Linked DNA regions of Homo sapiens: region 2 is linked to region 1. The links are chromatin contacts, found by Hi-C or POLR2A ChIA-PET in ENCODE. All regions are on one chromosome and are shown on one strand. The core of a region is the stretch at or near the end of the contact, and the rest is flanking DNA. Distances in the headings are between cores, read along the strand shown. Region 1 overlaps SMG6 (SMG6 nonsense mediated mRNA decay factor). Region 2 overlaps SMG6 (SMG6 nonsense mediated mRNA decay factor).

The links. Hi-C counts contacts between places; a loop is a spot of excess contacts on that map. ChIA-PET counts read pairs that join two places held with the same protein, here RNA polymerase II (POLR2A). Pooled maps may share reads with other maps.
Region 2: a map of CD8-positive, alpha-beta T cell shows a loop between it and region 1 (8-fold over the local background). The contact joins two enhancer-like sites. A Hi-C loop is called at or near these places in 20 of 168 maps with a recorded cell type or tissue (CD4-positive, alpha-beta T cell, CD4-positive, alpha-beta memory T cell, CD8-positive, alpha-beta T cell and 14 more), 24 of 37 single-sample maps with no recorded cell type and 29 of 50 pooled maps. POLR2A ChIA-PET finds 5 or more read pairs at or near these places in 17 of 52 experiments (AG04449, AG04450, BJ and 12 more).

Annotation. Positions count from the first base shown.
Region 1 is chr17:2,242,232-2,246,999 of GRCh38, reverse strand. It overlaps SMG6 (SMG6 nonsense mediated mRNA decay factor), which reads left to right. Exons shown (of 19, transcript NM_017575.5): 9 at 2,281-2,342. Among named protein-coding and RNA genes, the nearest start is that of SMG6, 59 kb to the left of the region's middle. RefSeq lists an enhancer at 1,964-2,013. Within about 2 kb of position 2,084, at least 22 of the 41 ENCODE cell types and tissues checked have a DNase peak (open chromatin) inside an H3K27ac peak, as active enhancers do.
Region 2 is chr17:2,280,490-2,284,849 of GRCh38, reverse strand. SMG6 (SMG6 nonsense mediated mRNA decay factor) reads left to right here. Exons shown (of 19, transcript NM_017575.5): 7 at 1,115-1,225; 8 at 1,991-2,203. Among named protein-coding and RNA genes, the nearest start is that of SMG6, 21 kb to the left of the region's middle. Within about 2 kb of position 2,354, at least 2 of the 41 ENCODE cell types and tissues checked have a DNase peak (open chromatin) inside an H3K27ac peak, as active enhancers do.

The DNA of each region.
Region 1 (4,768 bases), core at 835-3,334:
TTCCTCACTCTTGTATTCTAGTGTTTTTGTGTTTTGTTTTGTTTTATTTTTTGAGACAGAGTTTCGCTCTTTGTTGTCCAGGCTGGAGTGCAATGGTATGATCTTGGCTCACTGCAACCTCTGCCTCCCGGGTTCAAGCGATTCTCCTGCCTCAGCCTCCCAAGTAGCTGGCATTACAGGCACCTGCCACCACACCCAGCTAATTTTTGTATTTTTAGTAGAGACGGGGTTTCACCGTGTTGGCCAGGCTGGTCTTGAACTCCTGACCTCAATTGATCCACCTGCCATGGCCTCCCAAAGTGCTGGGATTCCAGGCATGAGCCACTGCACCCGGCCTCTTCCATTCTGTTGATGGAACCCAGTGTCCCTGGCCCTGACTCACCTTGCTGTATAGACAGGTTATCTTCAATGAAATATTCTGAGCTTTTTATCTATAAATTAAATGAGTGTAACTCATTTAAAGCAAAAATAGAGTGAACATTCTATGCAGAGTTTGATGTTGATCATTGGTTAAGTGAGAATGTACCTCTTTTCCCACACTTGGCTTCCATATGAAATAGATGGAACTGCCATAGCTTGATTGATGTTCTGTTTTGTCAGAGGATTAAACAGGGACTTTCTCCTTGTGGGGCAGACTGCCCAGCGATACTGGACTCCTTGCCCTGACCACTGGGATCCTGGGGTCAAGATTCTTCACTTCTCTTCCTGGCTGGCTACAGAGCCCTGAATATACTGCTTCTAGGAGACCAGGGAAGATGACAAGGAGGTTTAGTTTTTAGATTGTTTCTACTTGCTTTGGATTTGAATTGAAATTTTTTTCCCTCCCTTGTTTTGCTGAGAAATAGTTTGGTTTCAATGGAAGTAGATTTTCTAGAACCTTGAACCACGATTGTAAATTGGTGGCTCATGGGCCAGATGTAGCTGGCAAATGTGTTTTTTGGCTTCTTTAATGCTTAAATTATTTTCATTAGTAGCCAACATGTAAAAGCCAGAGTATTTCACATAAAAATCCAGATTCAGCCAGGTGCAGTGACTCTCACCTCTGTGATCCCAGCACTTTGAGAGGCTGAGGCAGGAGGATTGCTTGAGCCCAGGATTTTGAGACCAGTCTGGGCAACGTATTGAGAACTCCTCTCTACAAAAAATTAAAAATTAGCTAGGTGTGGTGACACATACCTGTAGTCCCAGCTACTCAGGAGGCTGAGGCAGGAGGATCACTTGAGCCCAGGAGGTTGAGGTTGCAGTGAGCTGTGATCACACCACTGTGCTCCAGTCTGGGCGACAGAGTGAGACCCTGTCTCAAAACAACAAAACATGCTGGGTGCAGTGGCTCATGCCTGTAATCCCAGCACTTTGGGAGGCCAAAGCAGGTGGATCACTTGAGGCCAGGAGTTGGAGACCAGCCTGGCCGACATGGCAAAACCCCGTCTCTTCTAAAAATACAAAAATTAGCCGATTATGGGGGTGCATGCCTGTAATCCCAGCTACTTGAGTGGCTGAGACACGAGAATTGCTTGAACTGGGAGGTGGAGGTTGCAGTGAGCTGAAATCATACCACTGCACTCCAGCCTGGGTGACAGAGCAAGATTCTGTCTCAAAAAACAAAAACAAAAAAACCCAGATTGCAGTTTCCAGCTTGGGCCTACATAGAGGATTTGGCCAAAACTGGAGTGGAATAGTCATAGCTTGCTACTGTCTCCATCAGCATACTTCACGCCTAGCCCTTTAGACACTTGAATTTTCAACTCCAGACCTAGAACATGAACTCTAGTTTTTAAAGCTGGTGAAGTACAATTTGATGAGCTAGTTAGTGGTGGGTTACCTTGCTCTTGGTTGTCAAAGAGTCCTGCTTTCCTAGCTAGGTAGGTAGAAAAATAACCCAAATAGAACCAGGGCCTTCACTATTATCCTTGCTCCTGTTAGAGTTTCATTTCCATGATTATGGAGCCGGAGTGGCTCCTAGATCCTCAGAGAGCTGTGGGCACCTTTCTTTATATCCTGCTTATTAGGATTCACCGCCTCATCCCCTGCACACAGGTGCCACTGCCGGCAGAGGGTGCTGTCTGCTCACTGAGCCTGTTGTCATCTTGGCTCAGCTGAGCGGCAGCTGTTGGGCATGTGCCCTGGGTCTGTGAGAGTTTGGGCATGTCCATTTGGTTCCCATCCCTAGTGCCCACCCCTTAGACCCTGGCCAGGTTATTGTGTCACTGGGGACTCTGTTCAGTAACAGGAAACTGGGGAAAGTTTAATTGTTTTCTCCTCTCCCTTTTTCCCATGCAGCTGAACAAAAGGTTCATCCTCAGTTTTCTCCATGCCCATGGGAAGCTGTTTACCCGGATTGGGTAAGTGTGCAGGATGTTTATTTTATTTTCCTACATTACAAGTCATTTTGGAATTTAATATTGTTAGCAACTGGACTGTGTTTGTAACTGAGGGCACAGGGTGTGAATTCTTAGAGGCCTCCACCTTCTCTTCTCTTCCCTTCATCTTCTGTCCTACTGTGCTCATGAAATTTGGTAAATATTACTCTCTATCTCTCTTGTTTCTTCTTTCTCTACCTTTACTAAAACACTCCTTTAAATACAATCTTGTCCCAGCCCCCACCCCAGTCCCTCTGGGTTTCTCTTTCCTCTGCCTTCCGGCTTAGGTCCCTAGTGAGTGCCTCAGGGCAGTTGTGCTAAATCCCTGGGTGCAGCTGTCAGGGGGTCCTCCTTGGGAAGAATACTGTCCACTACTTTTCCATCAAAAATAAGAGTAACATTTTCTTTCTATATCCTTTTGACCCATATCCTTTCCTCCTATGCTCAGATTCCTTTGCCATATTGCTGATCTCATTAGATACCAAGCCTCTTACGGTTTCATCATCCACCATGGATTTCCATAGACATCTCAGGGAAGGTAGTGTGTGCAAAACTAACACTTGACTGCTTAAATTCCTGGAAACAGATCGAGTTTTGAGTATTCCTTTATTCCTTGGATGGATCCGAGTTCTTCCTCTCTGCATAAAACTAGTGATCCTAAGCCCAACGTAATGCCTACACGCCAGAGCAGATGGATGCCTGGTGCCTCTTTAGTATAGGATCTCCCTGAGTATAGGAGAGTGAAGAAAGTAGTAGGTGGCAGTGCCCCCAGACCAGTCTTCCACTAGACCAGTTTTCTACTGGATTCTAATATTTTCTGAGTTGGAAGTTGTATTGTGAGCTACCCTTTGGGGTGATTTGTTTTGAATTATGAATACCCCAGTTATTGTCAATGTTTCCCTTTCACTTCCCGTCATAACTTCGTAAGTTTATCTGTAATTCTCTAGAAGGCTTTTTTTTGAGACAGAGCCTTGCTCTCTTGCCCAGGCTGGAGTGCAGCGGCATGACTCGACTCTCTGCAACCTCTGCCCTCTGAGTTCAAGTGATTCTTCTGCCTCAGCCCCCCAAGTAGCTGGGATTACAGGCACATGCCACCGCGTCTGGCTAATTTTTGCATTTTTAGCAGAGATGGGGTTTCACCATATTGGCCAGGCTGGTCTTGAACTCCTGACCTCATGTGATCCACCTGCCTCGCCCTCCCAAAGTGCTGGGATTACAGCCGTGAACCACCACGCCCGGCCTAGAAGGCTCTCTTAGTGGAGGTAGGGGCTATGTCAGTTTCCACATACCGTTGTAGTTAACTTTTTTGAGAAGCGGAAAGGCTTGGTTCCACTGGAAGAAACTCTGCTCCACGGGCGGTGGACTAGAAAGTGTGCTTATTACATATTCATTTGGTATCAACCTGGGTAAGAATGATAGTGATGGTCATTGCAAGCATAGTTTGGATTTCAAAATGACTTGGGAAAATTGGACAAGGTACCAGTAGATGAATCTCTATCTGTAGACATAACAGGTGGAGACATTCACTTAGGCAAAGTAAACTAGATGCATCACTGGTCCCATCTCCTGCCTCCCACCTCCCCCGTCCTGCCACTGCCACTGCCACCAGTTTAAGTTCCACTCTGGCAGTTTTTGCCTCACTGTTGTGTTCCTAGAGCCTGGCATGTAGTATTTGTTGTACAAATGAATGAATTATAAAAAGACGGATGGATTGCTAAGCACTGCAGAGAAATATGTAGTATTCTAGTAGGTTACTGTAGACCCAAGACAATCACTAGTGAGTAATGTAAGGCTGTAGTTACAAGGTTGAAGGTGGATAAGATGATATCGGTATCATCTTAAAAATAACACATCCGAGTAGGAAATACCATTGTGCTACACTTAAAGTGACAGTTGATGGTACTCCTGCTTCTTTCTTATTCTTTTTTTTTTTTTTTTTTTTTTTTTTTTAAAGAGATGGAGCCTGTCTGTGTTACCCAGGCTGAAGTGCAGTGGCTATTCACAGGTGTGATCATACCGCACTATAGCCTTGAACTCGTGGCTCAGCCTCCCGTGTCACTGGGACTGCATGCTCACACCACCACAGATGGCTTATTTATCTTTTTTTTTTGAGACGAAGTCTCGCTCTGTCGCCCAGGCTGGAGTGCAGTGGCGCGATCTCCGCTCACTGCAAGCTCCGCCTCCCGGGTTCATGCCATTCTTCTGCCTCAGCCTCCCGAGTAGCTGGGACTACAGGTGCCTGCCACCATGCCCGACTAATTTTTTTTTTTTTTTTTTTTTTTTGTATCTTCAGTAGAGATGGGGTTTTACTACGTTAGCCAGGATGGTCTCGATCTCCTGACCTCGTGGTCCACCCGCCTCAGCCTCCCAAAGTGCTGGGATTACAGGTGTGAGCCACCGCGCCCGGC
Region 2 (4,360 bases), core at 1,105-3,604, 38 kb before region 1:
CAAATATTCTGTTAAACTATATGCATTATATAATTTTAATCTTTTTGGGAGCCATATGTTGTAAACATTTCCATTTTGCAAATAAGGAAACCTCTCTAGGTTAACGTGCTGTGTCATACCTAATAAATGCAAGACCGAATTCAGACTCAGGCACTGACCTTAGAACCTGCACCTCTAGCCATGCCAGGTGAATATAAGATAGGAGTTTTGAAGAATGGGTAGACGCTGGGGAGAGAGAGAAGCTAGCATTTTAAATGTATTTTGAAACAGTTATGGAAAACATTGAAAATGTACATGAAGTTGGAGAAAAAGTGAGAAAGCCTTTTGGATATTCTTTCTGCCTTTGTTTCAATGTTTTCCTTTTTCCTTCTTTCTGACCCACTTCCTTTTTCTTTACTTCTTCTTTTCCCTATTAATTGCTTATAAATAGACTTGCTGAATTTCTTGAATAATATCCATAAAATGTTCAACTCAGCTACTTATTTATTTTAAAAAATTATCAATAACAATGGCAACATCATTGATTAAGTACAGTTAAGTGTGAGACAGTGGACAACACTTTGTAAACCTGAGGATACTCCTCCATTGGGTATTATTACTCCCATTGTAATGTTGAGGATATAGGAACTCAGGAAGATTATTACATAATAATGTAATAATCTTGGAGTCTTTTGTCCAAAGTTTCCGAGTCAACTCCTGGATTAGCCAGTATTTGGACCAAGGTCTGTCTGGCTTGTAATTTCGTGATTTCATTATAGCATACTGACTCTCTGATAAGAACAGGAAATATAAAGTGAATTGAACATCATGCTTTTTCTAAGAACAAGATGTAATTTCTGTTTATATTTTAAGAGCCTGTTTATTCCTTTCTCTCCTTATGAGTACTTGGTTCTTGGAGCACCTCTGCATGTAAGATATAATACTGTGCAAGAAGAGATCTGTGATGTAATTGCAATGGCTTCTCCTGTGGATAGCATTTCTGATTTTGTTGTTGGGATTCCTCTCAGTTTGGGAGACAGGCTGGGAGAGATAGTAGGGTTTCCTGAGTCAGCTGCCTCTTGCTGGAGTTAGGACGAGAATTGGTTGACTGAATGTCTCTGGCCTCTTTCCACAGAGGAGGAAGCTTGACGCTGTCTATTACTATATGCGCAGTTTAGCTGCCAGCAACCCTATCCTGACTGCCAAGGAGAGTCTCATGAGCTTGTTTGAAGAGACCAAGCGGAAGGTGAGTGGGGATGTGGCAGAACCCTTCCTTCCTCGAATAGTGCATTTCCCTGAGTGTTGGTGTGCCCTAGCTCTGCGCACCGGCAGGATCGTAGCCAGTGAGGTTTATCCAAGGTGCAGTTATTGCTCAGTGTCTGTGTGTCCTCGGGGAATGACTCATAGTGTCCTTAAATGGTCCCATCAGACTGTGCTGGTGGGTAGTTGGTCAGCCCCTGTGCAGAACAAAACTGTGATCTTCAGGAGAGCTTTCAGGGGCCCTTGGATGTACATGTACGTGCTCTACAGCCTTCAGTCTACAGAATTAATAACTATATGAAACAAAGCAGATGACACTCTGCTACTTTGGGACTGTGGTACAGTATTTTTATTGTCAAATAAATACCGGTGAGGTGAGGCTTTTCTCTTTGTAAGCTGAGTCTCAGGAAAGTCTGAGCTCATGTGTGTTTTTTGTTTTTGAGACAGAGTTTCGCTCTTGTTGCCCAGACTGGAGTGCAGTGATGCGATCTTGGCTCACTGCAACCTCTGCCTCCCGGATTTAAGTGATTCTCATGCCTCAGCCTCCCGAGTAGCTAGGATTACAGATATGCGCCACCACACCCAGCTAATTTTGTATTTTTAGTAGAGACAGGGTTTCACTATGTTGGTCAGGCTGGTCTCAAACTCCTGACCTCAAGTGATCCGCCTGCCTCCGCATCTCTAAGTGCTGGGATTACAGGCGTGAGCCACCACACCAGGCCATGAGCTAATGTGTTTGTATGTTATATAGGCAGAACAGATGGAAAAGAAGCAACATGAGGAATTTGACCTGAGCCCTGACCAGTGGCGGAAAGGAAAGAAGTCTACTTTCCGGCATGTTGGAGATGACACCACTCGCCTGGAGATCTGGATTCATCCATCCCATCCACGGTCTTCCCAGGGCACTGAGTCTGGGAAGGATTCTGAGCAAGAGAATGGGCTGGGCAGCCTGAGTCCCAGTGATGTAAGTTCCTGAGAATGATGCAATGAGCCAAACTAGCTCAGTAAGCCTGGGTGCCCTGGTTCATACAGCTGTGAGGCACAGATACTTCCCACTGATTGCAAGGAAGACAAACCACTTGAGGCTCCCTGATGGTCTTTTCCCTTCTCATGTACGCTTCCTTTATCTTTATTATGTACTTCCCTCTCTCACCACTATGTGTCACTGCAGAATTTAGTAAAAGTAGGATTAGAATTTTTTTTTTTTTTTTTTTTTTTTTGCTGCTTTTTGTTCAGCGTCATCAACATGATGCTTTAGGATTCTATGTGGGATTTTGTACTTATCTTTTCCTCTTGGTTGACCTTATATTCCGAGAATGAACTAAAGTAGCATGGATAGGTTAGTTAGTCTGATTTGTGATGGGCTTTCTATGGGATATCCTCTTATAACTCTTGGGCGGGGACTTTTTCCTTTAAGCCAGGAGAAATGACAGTAGAAAAATCACAGGCTTGTTTAGAAGATTTCTCCTCTTCATTGACTCAGTAAGTAATTATCGACAGTGTGCCAGTCACTAAAGATAACAGTGAACAAGATCTCTTGCTGTCTCAGTGCATTCTAGTGGAGGACGCAAGAGACTTAACATTGTAATTACTTCTGTTTTTGGGGTGCACACCCAGTATATGAGAGCACATAGCCATGGGACCAAAGCAGCCATTGGTCAATTGAAGTATAAAGAACAAGTAGGAGTTAGCTTGAGAAGGAAAGGGAGGTGGTAAAGTGATTCCCAGGCAAAGGAAATAGCATATGCAAAGGGCTGAGGCTGGCTGGGGGAGAGAGAGCACGGTAGGTGGAAAACTGCAGTGGCTGGTTCGTTGCGCCTTAAGGGTAAAATTCACCCAGTGGGTGGTGTAAGCTGGGGCTAGATGTTGAAGGGTCATATGATAAATTATTTGACCTTTATCCTGAAAATAGTAGGAAGCTATTGGATGCTTTAAATAGGGGAATAACATCTGCTCTTCAGAAATAAACCCTGGCCGCTTTGTAAAATGTTTGGAGAAGAGTAAGACTAGAAATAGGAGACAAGGAGGGTGCTGCGGTAGTTCCAAGTGAGATATGAAAAAGACTTGAACCAAGAAATGGCTTTGGAGGTGGGAAGAAGTGAACAGACACAAGTCATATTATTACAGTAGAATCCAAAAGACTTGGTTGAACGTGGGGAGCTCAGGGAGAAGAAAGAGTCAAGGTCTGGTGTGGTGGCTCCCATCTGTAATCCCAGCACTTTGGGAGGCCAAGGCAGGAGGTTCGCTGGAGCCTAGGAATTCAGTACCAGCCTGGTCAACAAAACGAGGCTTCTGTCTCTGTAAAAAAATTTTCAAAATTGGCTGGGCATGGTGATGCGGGCCTCTAGTTCTAGCTACTCAGGAGTCTGAGGCAGGAGGATTGCTTGAGTCCAGGAGTTCAAGGATGTCATGAGCTATGATCCAGCGTAGGTGCCAGAGCAAGACCCTGTCTCAAAAAAGTCAAGAATGAGCCCAAGAGCGTCAAGGCTGCACCACTGCACTGCAGCCTGAGTGATGAGTGAGACTCTGCCTTCCAAAAAATAAATGAATACAATCAAAAACAGGGTCGGTCTCTGTTGCTCAGGCCAGAGTGCAGTGATGCGATCGAAATCCTGAGTTCCAGTGATTTTCCTGCCTCAGCCTCCTGAGTTGCTAGGACTACAGGCACATGCCACCACACCCAGCTAATTTTTTGTAGCGATGGAGACTTGCCCTGTTGCGCAGGCTGGTCTCAAACTCCTGGCCTCAAGCAGTCCTCCCGTGGCCTCCCAAAGATCTGGGATTACAGGCATGAGGTGTATCATGTCTGTCCCATTTTATTTCTAATTATACAAATAATAGATGAATATATTTTTGGTAAAAACTTTAAATTCTTGTAGGTAGACTACAACGTGGTAATTTGTTTTCTAAACTATTGATGAAACTATATATTTTTAGTTTGTACATCATCCTTGGGTAACTATTACCCTTAATTTTCTTTAAATTTAAATCTTTGAGTTTGAGCTTTTCATTTTAGGCTACCAGCCCTCGAAGAAATCTGCAGTTTCTGGCCTGACGCGGTGGCTTACGCCTGTAATCCCAGCACTTTAGGAGGCCGAGGCGAGCAGATCACAAGGTCAGG